2 separate regions of the Mus musculus genome follow, and region 2 is linked to region 1. The links are chromatin loops, found by intact Hi-C in ENCODE. Cell type or tissue: gastrocnemius. All regions are shown on one strand. Each heading gives the region's core, and the rest is flanking DNA. Links, peaks and the distances in the headings are about the cores only. Region 1 has its middle 8.9 kb from the start of Gm26272. Region 2 holds the start of Tbcel (tubulin folding cofactor E-like).

What was found. Hi-C counts contacts between places; a loop is a spot of excess contacts. Peaks named below come from ENCODE experiments on the same cell type or tissue, not always from the same donor. Only the 100,000 strongest peaks of a DNase experiment are listed, where the experiment ranks them.
Region 2: it touches region 1 in a loop (3-fold over the local background); 1 of 42 quality-filtered maps calls a loop at or near these places.

The regions. Positions count from the first base shown.
Region 1 is chr9:42,323,884-42,329,261 of GRCm38, reverse strand. No RefSeq gene overlaps it. Among named protein-coding and RNA genes, the nearest start is that of Gm26272, 8.9 kb to the right of the region's middle. In gastrocnemius, for the core only: CTCF peaks have their summits at 2,431 (motif pointing left) and 4,061 (motif pointing left); a DNase peak (open chromatin) is centred at 2,352; H3K4me3 peaks cover 374 bases.
Region 2 is chr9:42,469,192-42,474,569 of GRCm38, reverse strand. It overlaps Tbcel (tubulin folding cofactor E-like), which reads left to right and starts at 2,332. Exons shown (of 8, transcript NM_173038.5): 1 at 2,332-2,504. It overlaps Gm16322 (a long non-coding RNA gene), which reads right to left. Exons shown (of 8, transcript XR_001779127.2): 1 at 4,500-5,378; 2 at 1-46. In gastrocnemius, for the core only: no CTCF peak of the experiment used is centred there; DNase peaks (open chromatin) are centred at 2,273 and 3,220; H3K4me3 peaks cover 1,926 bases; H3K27ac peaks cover 1,632 bases.

The DNA of each region.
Region 1 (5,378 bases), core at 303-5,302:
TGGATTCAAATAGGTGGCAGTTTAGAATATATATATATATATATATATATATATATATTTTGGTCTAGGAACTCTGGAAAAACTAAACAGAAACCCACAGCTTCTTTTTACCTGGGCCCCCAACAACGGCTGCCATTTTACCTGTGAAAGCACCCACATCTCTCTGCCACTGAGCTGAGGAAGTGAGGTAGAGGCAGAGGCTGCCCCTGAACTGACCCTGTTGGGAGAACCAGAAAGTCCTAGCAGCTTAGAGCATTTGCATGTGCCTAGGAGCTAAAAGAGGGCTGGGGACAGATGAAGGTAGGAAATGTGTGCTTCAGCTTGGACACCTTAGGGTCACTGGGGACAATATTGAATGTGGATGAAAACTTCAAAATTACCAATAGGGGCTAATTCTCAACACTCATCCTTGCTGGGACAGAAACCAATGGTGGCTGTGTATTCTGTTTACTCCTGGCTCCTTGAGAGCAGAGGACTCAGACAAGCTGTTGTGTCTCCTTCATTCACCCCAGAGAAGCCTGGGGCTTCCCAATCAGATGGGTCAAGCACAGTAATGCCTCATTGAGTTTCTTAGATAAAGCTTGAACAAAAACACCCAGTAAATATTACTTAGCAATCTATCTTTATTCATTCTCATAACAATGTCATTAGGAGAGTGATACAAGGACACGTGACATCAACTCCGGGCCTCCAGTGCCTGCACACAAAGGTGCACACACATATGTGATCATATGTATGTGACCACACATAGATACATGCGTGTCATCATACATACAGAACATAAAATGAATTGGTCCTTTGGCCACGTTTTTGCCACTGGCATTTGGCTTTCTCATGTGTCTGACGTCCTTCACTTGTATGCCATTGCAGTAAGCCACACTATGGAGACACAGTTTGAGACCCCGAGGTCTCGAAGGCTTAAGCCGCACAGACTTGCTTCTTGTTCATGTCTGTGGACTCTGCCGTTCGCTGGTCTCCTGGAAAGGAGATTGATGGTGTCGTCACTATTTTTTAATGCCGCCAGTTGAGTGCGCGGCTTTAAGGAATGAGTACAAGCAGCTCGGGCCCCTCCCACAGCTCTGCCTCTGTCACTTCTCTGCCTGGAAGTCTCCTTGTTGCCGTTCCCATTCCATTGGCTAGCACAAGTCTCATGGCCATCAACTAACTTTCAGAGGCCCCATAAGTTGGAAACCTGCCCTGAGCCTGTAAGGGAGACTGGAAACCAGCAGCAATGGCTTTCAAGCTGTCTTCAAGGCAAGCATGTCTCTCTGAGTTGAGAAATACTCCCTCACAAATGACAGCACAGGCAGGCCCTTTAGCCTGTTTCTCTAAAGACAGAAAAACCAGGATCCAGCCCTGACTCTTCCAATCCTCTGCCCCAAGTGTGACTCTTGAACGCCCTCAATACTGCCCCCTTTGTTTTCTTCCCTGTAAAATGGGAACATACACTTTTCTAGAAAGATTCTTTAGGTTTCTGTCTTATATTCATTTACTTGCCCACGTGTCCTCACCTGTCCATGTGGATCAGAGGACAACCTGTGCCCATGGAGTCTCTTCTTCAACCTTTGGAGTTCCAGGAATCAAATTCAGTAATTGGCTTGACAGCCTTTACCAACTGAGCCATCCTGCTGACCCTCAAAGATTCTTTCTTATGTTCGAAAATGACACTTGTTAAACATAGCCACGCGAGAGTTTAAGATACCTCTGACGCCGGAAATGGAGGTACATCCCTAGTGTCCTAATCCCTGGGAAGTGGAGGCAGGGGAGTCAGGAGTTCAAAGCTGGGTTCTGTAACCTAAGGTGTTCAAAGCCATTCCAGGCTGTGTGAGACCCTACCGCAAACCAGCAAACAGAAAAGATAATTGTTTGTACTCAAACAGGGAAGAGGGAAAGAGTCTGGTCAGCAAAGGGCAGAAAGGAGAAAACAAAGCAGCCTTGATGGTATTCAGTACCCAGGGAGACATCGGGGAGCAGGGAGCTGCTATTTGTGACAGTTGGGAATTCTATAATTGGTTTCTTAACCAGTGCTAGGTGTGTGCTTTACTCAAAATCCTCACGGCAGAGCTTAAGAGCACCAATTATTTAACATAGTCTAATATTCCAACTATTTTTAGAATCGTTTGACATTTAACAAGAGCTTGAAATCTAATAAAATTCCTTGCAACCAAAGGAATTAAGTAATTATCAAAAGATAACAGCCACCAGGGCTGGGATACAAAGCATTGCTTCTTACTAATTCTGAATTAATTAAGAAGCTACCCCTGTTAGAACCCCTCTGACTCTCTTCCAAACCTCAGGGTGTCTCCGCACCGCATGCATCACTGCGATTTTGTCCTGCTTAGAACACTGGGGAAATTTTCAGGGCTTGGGTGTACCGACATCGGCTGCCAGGCCAGAGAAAAAGAAAATCAAAGAGCACCCTCTAGTGTCCATTTTTAATATAGCGTGAAACCTGAATTATATGAAACCACAGCAATCAAATTACAATCCCCGCCTCCCCACACCTTAGCTACAGAACATTACCAGAATATAGCTTTAGAAAACACAGGAGATGCCAAGGGCATCTTCTAAAGAACACCGTAAGATTTATTTTTATGCGCACAGTAAGCCTCGCTCCGAGAAAATACCAGCTTTGGGCGTCCCATGCAAATTTTGTCCTTAATATCTATTTCTCTAACTCGATGACAAAAAATAGCTACTGAGAAAAATTAAGTATCTCTTTTAAATGTTGTGAAATAAACAATCCAATCGAGACGAGCTCATGAAATATTTACTGGCCTTTCCCCCGACGCAGAATGCAAACTCCTCTGATGTGTATCCACCAAGCAAGAGCAGTAGCTCTCTGCTCTGACTAATGGAAGGTTCTGTTGGTGATGGTTTAATTATGCTCACTGAAATATGGCTCCCTCCTAAGAAAACACTGCCATGGCAGAGGGACAGATCTCAATGTCTATAGATAGAAATAAAAACACAAAAGGGCCATCATTCCAGGAAGAACTCGACAATCAAATTCTGTATACTGAGAAAACAAATGGAGAGATTATATTCACTGTACATTTGGTTGCGTGCTGCTGTTTGCACATCGCCTCTAGGTTAGCTGTTGTTTTGTTAACATAAAATATCCATTGTGAAATATTTGGAGAACTAAGATATCCTCCCATTAGATGAAATTGCAATACATTATGCAAATGTAGCATCCTCCATAACCAATGCTTTCTCACTGTATTTAATATTGTTTGGCTTTGAATCATGTTGCACGTTGGAGGAGACATTACAGAAGTGTTAAATTGAACTTAAAGGATAAACAGCATCAAGTGCTAAGGAAAAGCACAAACCGTCTTGTATATATGTATGGGGGATTTTCATGTATATTTATTCAATAATGATCAATTCCTAATGAGAAGTGTTTAAATGGGAGCAATATTTTAATAAGCAGGAATCCAGAGTTCTTGGCTTCTTCCTAACTCTTAAATTTCTTTATGCAATAATTCAGTGTACAAAAAAATTCCAACTATGTTGTTCTATTTTAATTGGGATACAAACATTTTATTGAAGAAAGTAACATATTTAATTGCCTCGGGGCTTGCAAATACTTGAGTCTACACAAATTACTAAAGTTTCTTAAAAACAAAACAAAACAAACAAACAAAACCCTTATAGTCATGTAGAATTTTGCTTCTAGGTTATGTCTTAGCCCAAGGCAGAAAAGACATAGTTCCCAGTGGTATCCTCTTGTTACTATATTGGCTCTTTATCTTATTGTCACGACAGATTACTTGACACAGTAACTTAAGGAAGAAAGGATGTATTTTGGCTCAGAGTTTTAAGTGCTACAGTGCCTCACAGCAAGGAAGGCATGAGGTAGCTCGCTCTATGACCTCTAGATCTTGTTTTATAGTTCATGTACCTCATGGCTAGCTAGAAAGTAGAACACTCTCTCTGGAACCTGGAACAGACATCCCTTTCCTAGCCCAATGAGGACAACCAACTGCCAGTAGCTAGGCTACAGTCCCCAAGGTTCCACAGCCTCTCCAAACAGCGCCACCGGCTGGGGACCAGGGGGTTAAGCAATGGAGGGTGGACATTTCACATTCAAACCATACCTTCCATAAACATTTATAACTCAGGATTCACAGTGGTCCTCTGTGTGCTTTATGTCTTATTATGTGGACCCGTGGTGGTCACTAGTGTTCATTCGCTCTCGTTTACCGTGCATCTTCGCAGTGTGACGTGCAACATACTGTTAGGAAGGTATAGCCATATCCATGCGGAGCGGGGAGTCCGCGACATGGAGGAAGGTATACCCGCATTCGCATTCGTGCGGAGCGGGGAGTCCACCACGTGGAGGAAGGTATACCCGCATTCCTGCGGAGCGGGGAGTCCACCACGTGGAGGAAGAGTCATGATCGAAAAGCAATTTGGCAAACCGACTTGACAAGGGGAAAATGATTCAGCGTTAAACGTGGAGGCGCCTGGGTGTCATATAAGACTATTCACAGCACAAAATGGGGGGTGGGGGGAAGGACTGTGAGTAACACAGACACAAATCGCCTGTTTAAAAAGAAAAGTTCCATATTCTAAATGCTTACTTGGAACTGACAAGAGAGAAGAGCAGTGACACCCTGAGTATTAATGAAGGGTAAGCAGTATCTTGGCCCACGCAGATTTTAGAGTTTAAGGCATGTCTCCCACAGGCTAGCATGCTCTAGTAGTAGTTTTAACCTGTTTGTTTTTTTTATAGAAAACCACTTTTGTTCATTAATTTTTATTCAGAAAACTAAATTAATAGAGGGCAAGAAGCCTCAGCACAGGTACCTTCAGCACCGCCTCGGTCCTCAGTGAACAACTTATCCAACGACGACCACTAATTTAAGAGCATGCTGAGCAAGCATATTGTCCCCAGAGCAGAGGCTGCCTCCATCACAGGGAGATAGATCGCCACCACACACCTCAAAATATTTTTGATTTTAATAGGCTGTTTCAGATCATCATGACCATAAGAACTGTACTGTAATTTCAGCGTTATAATTTAAAAAACACTGATTCAACAAAATTTAGCATTCTTTCTAGACCCTCCAAAAGGCACCAGGACTCATCAAAACCAAGGAAACCAATCAGCTGTGTCAGGATGAGGTCTTCTAATTCAACCGTCGGAGGGTTTTCCAAATTTTGTAAGGAGTGTGAAATGAGAGGACTGAAAATATGGTGATTTGGAATTTCTTACAATAAAACGTGTACATTAGCCAGAGTCACCAGAAAGCAGCATTCAGAGGTGCTCCGGTATGGCCGAAGCAACAAAAATAACAAGGGCTGCTGGAGGGATGACTCAGTGGGTGGGAGTGCTTGCTGCTCAAGCATGAGGACCTAGGTTCAAATCC
Region 2 (5,378 bases), core at 259-5,258, 150 kb before region 1:
CAGAAAAATAGAAATGTTTCAGCCAAATGGTTTATCAGAGGAACTGCTGCAAAGCAAGACACATGGAGATTTGCTAGGGAGTCACTGCCCACTAGAAGGTTCTGTGGTGGTAAGAGATACTAGATGTGAACCGTTCCATATGGCAGCCAGTAGCGGTAAGAGATAACACTCCAAGTGATACCAGTATTACGTGACTGAGGAAACCTCGGTTTGACTTAAGTTGTGGTGTGTGTGTCTGTCCATCCGTCTGAGAATCCACCAGAGCCTTGGACAGCATGGCAAAGGATTTACAAAGGATCCACATCCTTAGCCCTTCATTTTATTTATATTTTGTTTTCTTGAGACAGTATGTCATGCCACCCAGGCTGGCTTCGAATTCACTCTGGGAAGCCTCAAACGCCGGCTCCTCCGGCTCCAGCCTCTCCGTTGCTGGTATGCAGCTGTGCAGCACCACATAACCCAGGTGTGCTGGTTAATCCTGTGCTCACTGTGTGCTGACCAAGCACTCTAACAACCTAGATACACTTCCAACTCCCCAACTCCCTGATTTCAATGAAAACAAAATTAAATAACAGCACATAGCTAGCAGCTAGCAGACTGAATGGCATGGCTGTAGAGTAACAGGAGACAGGTAAGAGATGAGGCTGGGAAATTCGGCCCATTGAAGGAAACTCCAAGAAGCATGTTGTTGGCTGCAGGTTCATCCTGAGGTGAAGAGGAGCCCCTGGGAGTCTCAGGGTCAGCCCCATCGAGTGATGCAGTCTGATTCAAGTTTTAGGAAGAGGACTCTAGCTGCCACAGGGAGATCAACAAGAGACGGATAGAAACATTCATCTCTGAGTTTGTTTTCTAAAGAGACTCTTGCATTCAATGTCTATGTGTGTGTTTCTATCCATAGCAACAGTATTTGTTAGTAGTAATGACTTACAGCTCTTATTTCCCCCTAGTATGTGAGCAAACCCTCCAGAGGGAAGCCCCCTGTCCCTGTCCTTCCTCCTCTGCTTCCAGTTCCTCTGCTCTGCATGTCCTTCCCACTGAGGCTCCTTTTAGCTGTGGTCCTGCCAATATCTCTAGTCCCTCCTAAGGTGTCAGCAAAGTGCTTTTCTGGGCAGGAGGCAATCGCGTAAGAGTACTCTAAGCCACTGCCTGACCCATAGACCTCAGAACGTGTTTCTTAACCAGGTCCTTCTCAAGTCTCTCTCCAGCCTAAGTCCTGCCTATGGGACAAGACAGAAGAATCAATTGAAGTCCCCAGGGCCTGAGGTTGGTAAGAATTTTTGTTTTCCTCTTTCTGGGAGCCAGTATACACATGTGCATGTTTGTGGCAACCCCCACATCCTCCTGGACACACACAGATTGACACTGGGCATGGAACTCTCCTCAACTCCTAGACTTTCCATTCACATATCTGTGCATGGCTGGTTCCTCCTCGGGATCAGCCTGCACCATCTCTATTCCGTGGGCACAAAAGCAAACAACCTAACAGCCAAGTGTGAGGCTTCGGAGCCGGGGCTATGCGTGGCCTGGTGTGAAGCATATTTTCTTTGGAGCCAGCCTGACCTGGTTTCAAGTCTCAGCCATGTCATTTTGGCTAAGTAGGTGGTCATGAGCAGATCATTTGACTCCCCAAACTTCAATTTTCAATTCTACAAAATATGTCCTTTAGGAGGTTTGTGGGTTATGTTTTGTGTGTTTTTCTTTTCTTTTCTTTTCTTTTCTTTTCTTTTCCTTTCCTTTCCTTTCTTTTCTTTTCTCTTCTTTCTTCCTTCCTTTTTTCCTTTCTTTCTTTCTTTCTTTCTTTTTAATCTCATGTATTTATTGGCTATGGCTGTAAAGCACACACAATAGGTGAAAATTGTAAATTGTTAGTGTTTGGGAGCTTCAGGTGCCTCGGGACTAGAGGGGGCACAGAACGAAGGTCAAACTGTCCCCTACGCCTAGATGTATATGAAGTATAGAGATCGTACAGGACATTTTATAGATGAGGCCTGTGAAGTCAAAGACAGGTAGTGATCACAAGTAGGGTTACACTGAGTCAGGCCAAGATTGCAGGTGTGTTTGGACACGTTCGTCCAGGGCTCCTTTCTCCAAGGATGCTTCTCTTGTAGGTGATCGGTCTTTGGACCTGTGGTTGGTTGCTCCCCTGCTGCACTGGTAAGAAAAGCAAGCAGATGGGGTGTAATTCTGATCCACTCTAGGTGAATGCCACCATTCCCGGTTGCCATGGCAACCGCAGCTCGCTCTGAGAGGCTCGTCTCCTCTGGCCCCTCCCAATCACGCAGCGGACGTGACACGTGCGGCGGGGTCACGTGTTGTTGTTGGGGTCCCCGGAAAGCTGCTTCCGGGTCAATGCAGGACACTGGGCTCTGGCGGCCGGAGAAGGGGTCGAGGTGAAGTGGAGCCGGTCCGGGGCCGGCCTGGAGCAGGCCGGAAGCCGAGCGGCGACGCGGTGGCCGGGCGGGCGGAGGCGCAGCCCGAGGAGCCGCCGCCTCCCGGGCCGAGGGGTGAGTGTAGCCCGGCCGCTGCTCCTCCTCCGGGGCCGGAGGCCCGAGGCATGCTCCACCTGTGGGGGTAGGAGGCCAAGCCTGGGATCCTGGGAGGACGGCGCACTGATGGAGGGCAGAAGGCTGGACAGCGGCAGCAAGCCAGATGCTCCCAGCCTCCTTGAGGCCTGGGGTATGGAAGCGGCTCCCTGGGTGGGAAACTTAGCTTTGAATCACTGAATCAGGAAAATGATGAAAACAACTGGACGTGTCAAGTCCTCGGGGTGTATCCCCATCTGTAAGATTTGGTATCTTAGTGGGAAAGAGCAGCTGTCCCTGTAACTCCTGGATCACTAAGCCTGTCCCTTCCTGGACTGCTTAAAGCTTGTAGTTTGCTAGGAATTTGGGGAGCATGTTTTTGCACCAAGCCGTATTAAGATTGGGGGCTGCCAGGAGACTCCATCCTAGCTTCTTGGTAATGGTGCGAAATGATCTGTGATAAACTGAATAGAGTACAGGCTTCTGGAACTACTAGGAAGACAGTCTGGGATTTGGAGAAGGGAAGAGGATTCGTCCTCCTTAGGGACACAGGCAGCAATTGCAGAAGTTGTAGTTGAGGAAAAGTTGATTGGAGGAGTTGAACTGTTGACAGTCAGTGGAGGAAGGAGGAGCCCCACTCCAAGGTTGCTTAGCTACAGGAGTTTGTAGGCTCCGCCTTAGGGCTGTTAAGGAAACTGGCAGGACCTCAAGGCCAGCTAAAAGCTTGGCTGGGACTTGTCCTTCTCTCTGCTTTTGTATAGCCTTTGCCTGTGTATCAAGAAACTCTTGAATAGATTTCAGTGGTTCCATCTTGAGCGAAGAGTGCTTGAGCAAACTGTTTGGGGGGAAGATGGGGGAGGCCCTGGGGCCCAAAGCAGGCTTGGTTAGGCTTGCCCCTTTTGTATTCTGTCTCTGTAGCTCTTGATAGGATCTCATAGGCTCGTCTTGAGCAGAGAACTGGATTAAGGATGTTTAGTCAGCCTGGGTCCTTTGGCTTTAACCATAGCTCTAACTTAAGGAAAAAAGCAAAAACCTCACACTGATAAGGGCATTATGATTTAGTTTGTGCACCTATACACACACACACACACACACACACACGAATGAAAGGTTTTTACAAAGTAGTGGCTTTATGATACAGATTCTCTTGGCCTTGACCTCACTGGGTAGCCCAGGCTGGCCTGCTACTCTCTGTATTCTTTCTGTCCCAGCCTCTCCAGTGCTGAGCTTAAAGATGTGAGGCACCATGTCTGGCTTCACAGAGCCGCGCCTACCCTTGTTAGGTACCGTCTGCTTATTTCTGTTATGTTCTATTTTCTGTCATTAGAAAGAAAACATGCTGACTGAATTCCAGCAAATCGATTCGTAGGTCACAATTTGTGGTTGGGAAAATGGCATCTTTAGGCAATTTTTTTTTTTTTTTGGTTAGTCAGCGTATAATATGTTGTTAGCTTCTGGAGGGCAAGTGCATCCTATGCACTTTGTAGGGGCAGCTTCATGCTTCAGTGGACTATAATGTTCAGTGGACTTCAGTGATAGTATAATGTGCTTGACCCATTTCCTGAAGTACCTACCATTGGGCTAAGTTTTGATGCACTTGGGCACAAGTTCATCTTGATTTTTCTCTGTCTTTTGCCATGCCTGGGAAATACAGCAGTCTTAGTTATACGTAACAGACATTCGATTTCACAGGTCCCATATTTTTTACACTGGCCGACCTGTGGGGCTGAAGCGATGGCTCAGCAGTTAATGAGCACCTGCTCTTCCAGAGGACCAGAGCTTAGCTCCCAGCACTCAATGTCAGGGGACTCTGCATGTACTCTGCCTGTGGCTCCAGCTCCGAGGGGACCCATAACCTTCTTCTGGCCTCTGGGTACCTGTACACCTGTGACGTATACTCCCACAGATGACACCTACATACACACCTACACATAAAAATAAAGTTTTTTTTTTTAAAGAGAGGAAACACGGATTTACCTTTCTGCTGTTTGATCCCACTTCAAGGTCTTGAGTAGTTTTTAGATGGGGGATTTGCTGTCTGCATAAGGATATAAGTAAAATTCATGTGTTGGGATATGGAAGAAACTTAATCATAAATGTAAGCTCGACCTTCAGCGAGATAACACCTAAATTTCTCACATGAAGATACTTTTCCCGTGTTTACGACATAGATGAAGGGCTGGGGGTAGCTCAGTAGGTAAATGGCTTGCCATGCAAGCATGAAGGCCTGTGATTCCCACCACCCTCCTAGAAAAGCTGGGTACAGTGACACACTTGTCATCTCAACACTGGGGAGTCAGGACAGCAAGATCGCAGGGGCTGAACCCGTGAGCTCCGGTTGGCCTTCATACACACGCGTGCACCTCCACAAACACACATGCACATCCACACAAGCTAGAGGAAATCCTTAGAGAAACAGTGTGAATTCTTACTAGCCATTGGTAGGTGTCAGTGAATGAAGCAAGGGCCCTTCATATGTCGCCGCTTCCTTTGAAAGTTGTCACAAAGCCTGTTGCTGCGGGGACGTGGCATGTCATAGGATGTTACCTCATTTCAGTAACCAATGACAGGATGTATACATGAGACAGTTCGTAACAGTCTTATTTTTTGATGTGGATGAAAATGGAGTTTAGAGGCACGCTCGTCTGGGAAAACTTGACCAAGTTAAACGTCTTCAGCGTAGCCCGTCTTCAATGGGTGCAGCACGGTGCCATCAGCACAGGGCACCATCAGGCATCTTTATAAAATAGGCCCCTGCCTTTGTTGTTGGCTTGTGGTGTGGCTGCTGCTGAAGGGGATTGAGTTGGCATGTGTGAACCATTGTGTCTCCGAGAAGCTAAATATTCCATGTTTTAA